Regions from separate parts of the Homo sapiens genome. Here region 1 is linked to region 2. Evidence: read pairs that join two places in POLR2A ChIA-PET (ENCODE). Cell type or tissue: endothelial cell of umbilical vein. All regions are shown on one strand. Region 1 overlaps KCNAB1 (potassium voltage-gated channel subfamily A regulatory beta subunit 1). Region 2 overlaps SSR3 (signal sequence receptor subunit 3).

Region 1 (2,500 bases), 280 kb before region 2:
GATACAGGCATGCAATGTGTAATAATCACATCAAGGTAATCACCTTGAGCATTTATATTTTGTGTTACAAACAATCCAAGTATACTCTTAATTATTTTAGAATGTATAATTAAATCATTATTGACCATAGTCACCTGCTTTTGCTATAAAATACTAGATCTTCTTCATTCTTTCTATTTTTTTTAATCCATTAGCCACCCCCACTTCCTCCCCACCCCCCATTACACTTCCCAACCTCTGGTAACCATCATTCTATTCTCTATCTCCATGAGTTCAATTGTTTTAATTTTTTGATCCCACAAATAAATGAGAACATGCAAAGTTTTTCTTCCTGTGCCTGGTTTATTTCACTTAACATAATGACCTCCTTGTTGCAAATGATAGAATCTCTTTATTTTTTATGGCCGAATAAAATTCCATTGTGTATGCGTGCCACATTTTCTTTATCCATCTATCTCTTGATGGACATGTAGGTTGCTTCCAATCTTGACTATTGTGAATAGTGCTACAATAAACGTGAGAGTGCAGACATCTCTTAAATGTACTGATTTCCTTTCTTTTGTGTATATCCCTAGCAGTGGAATTGCTGGATCATATAGTAGCTCTATTTTTAGTTTTTTGAGAAACCTTCAAATTATTCTCCATGGTAGTTGTACTAATTTACATTCCCACCAACAGTTATAGGGGTTTCCTTTTCTCCACACCCTCTCCAGCATTTGTTATTGCCTATCTTTTGGATAAAAGCCATTTTAACTGGGGTGAGATGATATCTCGTTGTTGTTTTGATTTGCATTTCTCTGATGATCAATGATGTAGAGCACCTTTTCATATACCAGTTTGCCATTTATATGTCCTCTTTGGAGAATCAGATATTTTGTCCATTTTCAAAATCAGATTATTATAATTTTTCCTCTAAAGTTGGTTGAGCTTCTTATATATTCTGGTTATTAATCTGTTGTCAGATAGATAGTTTGCAAATATTTTCTCCCAGTATCTCTTCACTTTGTTGGCTGTTTACTCTGCTATGCAAAAAGCTTTTTAACTTGATGTTATCCCATTTGTCCATTTTTGCTTTGGTTGTCTGTGTTTGTTGGGGTATTACTCAGGAAATCTTTGCCCAGTCCAATGTTCTGGAGAGTTTCCTCAATGTTTTCTTGTAGTAGTTTAATAGTTTCAGGTCTTAGATTTAAGTCTTTAATCCATTTTGATTTGATTTTTGTACACAGAGAAAAATAACGGCCTAATTTTATTTTTCTGCATATGGATATCCAATTTTCCCAGCACTATCTATTGAAAAGACTGTCCTTTTCCCCAATGAATGTTACTGGTGCCTTTGTCAAAAATAACTTCACTGTAGATGTATGGATTTGTTTCTGGGTTCTACATTCAGTTCCATTGGTATATATGTCTGTTTTTGTGCCAGTACAATACTGTTTTTGTTTCAGGAGCATATTGTTTAATTTCCATGTGTTTGTATAGTTTCCAAAATTCCTCTTGTTGTTGACTTCTAGCCTTATTCAATTGTGGTCAGAAAAGATACTTGATATTATTTCAGTTTTTTGAATATTTTAAGACTTGTCTTGTGGCCTAACATATGCGTATTGTCTATCCTTGAGAATGATCCATGTACTGGCAAGAAGAATGTGCATTCTGTAGCCATTTGATGAAGTGCTCTGTAAATAACTATTAGGTACACTTGACCTATAGGGCAGATTAAATCTGTTTTTTCTTTGTTGATTTTTTTGTTCTAGATGATCTGTCCAATGCTGAAAGTGGGGTGGTGAAGTCTTCAGATATTATTTTAGTGCTAATAATGTTTATTTATATATCTGGGTGCTCCAGTGTTGGTTGCATGTATATTTACAATTATTGTATCTTTTTTCTGAATTGACTCCTTTATCATTATGTAATGACCTTTGTCTCTTTCTATAGTTTTTGTCTTGAAAAGTTATTTTGTCTGATACAGGTGTAGCTACTCTTGCTCTTTTTTGGTTTCCATTTGCATGGAGTATCTTTTTCCATCCTTTATTATTTTCAGTCTATGTATGTCTTTATATATGAAGTGCATTTCTTGCAGGCAACAGATGACCGGGGCTTGCTTTTTTTTTTTTTTTTTTTTGAGACAATGTCTCACTCTGTCACCCAGACTGGAGTGCAGTGGCACAATCTCGGCTCACTGCAAGCTCTGCCTCCTGGGTTCGCGCCATTCTCCTGCCTCAGCCTCCTGATTAGCTGGGACTACAGGTGCCTGCCACTACGCCCAGCTAATTTTTTGTATTTTTTAGTAGAGACGAGGTTTCACCGTGTTAGCCAGGATGGTCTCGATCTCCTGACCTCGTGATCTGTCCGCCTCGGCCTCCCAAAGTGCTGGGATTACAGGCGTGAGCCACTGCGCCCGGCCATATCTTTTTTAATCCATCGAGGCACTCTATGTATTTTGACTGGAGAGTTTAGTCCATTTACACTAAATGTTATTATTAATAAATAAGGGCTTACTCCT
Region 2 (2,500 bases):
TTTTTTCATATGCTTCTTGCACTTCGGATACACTCAGCTCCAAAGGCAGAGATTCTTCTCTCTGAACCTCTTTAGCAGACCAGGCACTAAATATGTTTCTTCATGAGAACAGATTGTGAGAACAGGAAAAATAAGAAAAATTAAAAATAAATAAATGTGTTTCTTGAACTTAACATCAGACAACTTTTTTTTCCACAAAAGACCAACTGAAAAGAAATGGACACAGTTTACTGCAGAAACCTTTCTTAGCTTAATATAAAAAATATATACACACACCCCAACTATCAAGTTGTTAGCACACAGGAATAAACTACTGCATTTTCAAAAGAGTTGGTTGTCACTATGTGTCTTTAGGACGAACAGTCAACCGATTGTCCACATGATAAATCCTCATGAAGACATTACACCAGATAACTAAGCAATTTCTCTTCTAGGTCTAGAATTTTATCCTCACCTACCAGGGGCATAACAACCACACTGCAGGTTTACTGCAACTCAAGAGGAGGAAGCCCTCCCCTCTGTCTTAGAGCTCTCAGAAAATAAACCTCACTCAGTGCTGAACACTCTAAAACAAAATAGAGGTCACGCTAGTGACCTAGCACTTAGTCAACTAAGATAACCCATAAAATCAATTGTATTTTTCTTCCTTTACTCTTTCACATCAGTATGTCAGAACACTTCCAAAATTAAAAATAAAAAAAGACACTACCTGATTTCTTAAAATAAAAACATCTTTGCAAACATGGTTTAAATTATGCCACGTTAAAAAACAAAAACAACTTCTAAGGGCTCTCTTAGCCCCAACCTCTTCAACCCTGCACATAAACATTTATTATGTGCCAGACTCTATGCTTAACATGTATGATCATAATGAATCCTCACCACCCTCTGAAATTCCACTAGCATCCCCAGTTTATAGCTGAGGAATCTGAAGTCTACATAGGTAAAATTATGCCCACGGCCACACATTTAAGAGTGGCAGAGCTGGCACTGGAACCCAGACTGTCAACGCTGAAGCCATCTTCCTTCTACTGCCAACAGCTACCCACACTCAGCATCTTGCTGGATCTTTGAACCTTAACCATCTTGCAAATCTGTAGGCATTTCAAAGTCAGTAGCATATTTAATATAAAGCCAAAACTATGACTTAAAAAAAAAACCTCCATTCTGAGTCTATTAAGTCAGTAAGTCATTGAAATTTTACTGAACTAAATGTACCATTAACTGTTTTAAGGAGTATAAAATATGGCGGGTGTCTTCAAGAAGCCTAAAGTAGAAAGGAAAAGGTAAAAAGAACATGACTTTGATTCTAAAGAGATGAATGAAAAATGTTATGAAGAATAAGTAAAGAATGACGAGTCTCAAAGGGACTGAGTTCCAAGAGTATTACAAAGGATGGGTCATACCAGATGCCCACTTGTGAGGGCTTCCCGATACACAGATGGCCATGCCTCACAGGAAACAGTCCCATACAGTGGAGGCCCACATGAGCTGAATCCTGGAATAGCAGCTGGTTGAGGGGCTGCCAAGCAGAAAGATAACAAAGATAACCCAATTTATCTGCTGGTCCATCAGAACAGCAGCCACGAAAACCTGAGCTCGTTTGTGTCCAGAACAGTAGGGAGGAAACTGCTAAGGCCACTTCAGTCACTGAGGCCATTTTGGGACATTTCTTAAAATAAACCCCTGTTAACTGAGATCATCTCAACATGTTTCTATTCCTCATTCCCCGAAAGAGTCTAACACAGGGACAATAAAGCAAAGAAATGATCAAAATCAGGAAGGATTTCTCTGGAAAAGATTCCTAGGTCTAGAAATAAAACACAGGTAAGAATGGAAAGGAAGTAAGTTAATCCTAAATAGGGTAGGGCACAAGACATATTCAAAGGATGATGTGAGGGCTGAGTCAGAAGGGTTAAAGCCTAATTCTGAAAGATGAGGCCAGACTCATAGGAAGGAAGCAGATGACTTGCATTCCAGGGGTCTAGAAGAATTTGGCTTTAATACATTTAAAAAAAACAGGCCATGGCTGGACACGGCAGCTCACGCCTATAATCCTAGAACTTTGGGAGACCGAGGCAGACGGATCACTTGAGCCCAGAAGTTCAAGACCAGCCTGGGCAACATGGCAAAACTCCATCTCTACAAAATATACAAAAATTAGCCAGGCGTGGTAGTAGTGCGTGCCTGTAGTCCCAGCTATTTGGGAGGCTGATGTGGGAGGATCACTTGAGCCCAGGAGGCAGAGGTTGCAGTAAGCCAAGATTGGGCCACTGCGCTCTAACTTGGGCAACAGAGTGAGAGTCTGTCTCAAAAAAAAAAAAAAAAGCCATGATGAGTTGTTATGAGAATGACATGATAAAAATGATGTCACATAAGGAGAAATACATACTCTTCATTGGATAAAACAAGGAAAATACCTGCACCTCATATGGATGCTATAAGGATTACATAGGGCAATGTGCTTCATACAGTGCATGGCAGGGCGGGCCCTAAACTT

Evidence for each region. Peaks named below come from ENCODE experiments on the same cell type or tissue, not always from the same donor. Only the 100,000 strongest peaks of a DNase experiment are listed, where the experiment ranks them.
Region 1: POLR2A ChIA-PET joins it to region 2 with 5 read pairs; 2 of 35 experiments call an interaction of 5 or more read pairs at or near these places.

Annotation. Positions count from the first base shown.
Region 1 is chr3:156,267,815-156,270,314 of GRCh38, forward strand. The region is part of intron 1 of KCNAB1 (potassium voltage-gated channel subfamily A regulatory beta subunit 1); the gene reads left to right. Among named protein-coding and RNA genes, the nearest start is that of KCNAB1-AS2, 41 kb to the left of the region's middle. In endothelial cell of umbilical vein, no CTCF peak of the experiment used is centred here; no DNase peak of the experiment used is centred here.
Region 2 is chr3:156,549,992-156,552,491 of GRCh38, forward strand. All of the region lies in intron 2 of SSR3 (signal sequence receptor subunit 3), which reads right to left. Among named protein-coding and RNA genes, the nearest start is that of SSR3, 3.9 kb to the right of the region's middle. In endothelial cell of umbilical vein, no CTCF peak of the experiment used is centred here; no DNase peak of the experiment used is centred here; H3K27ac peaks cover 1,703 bases.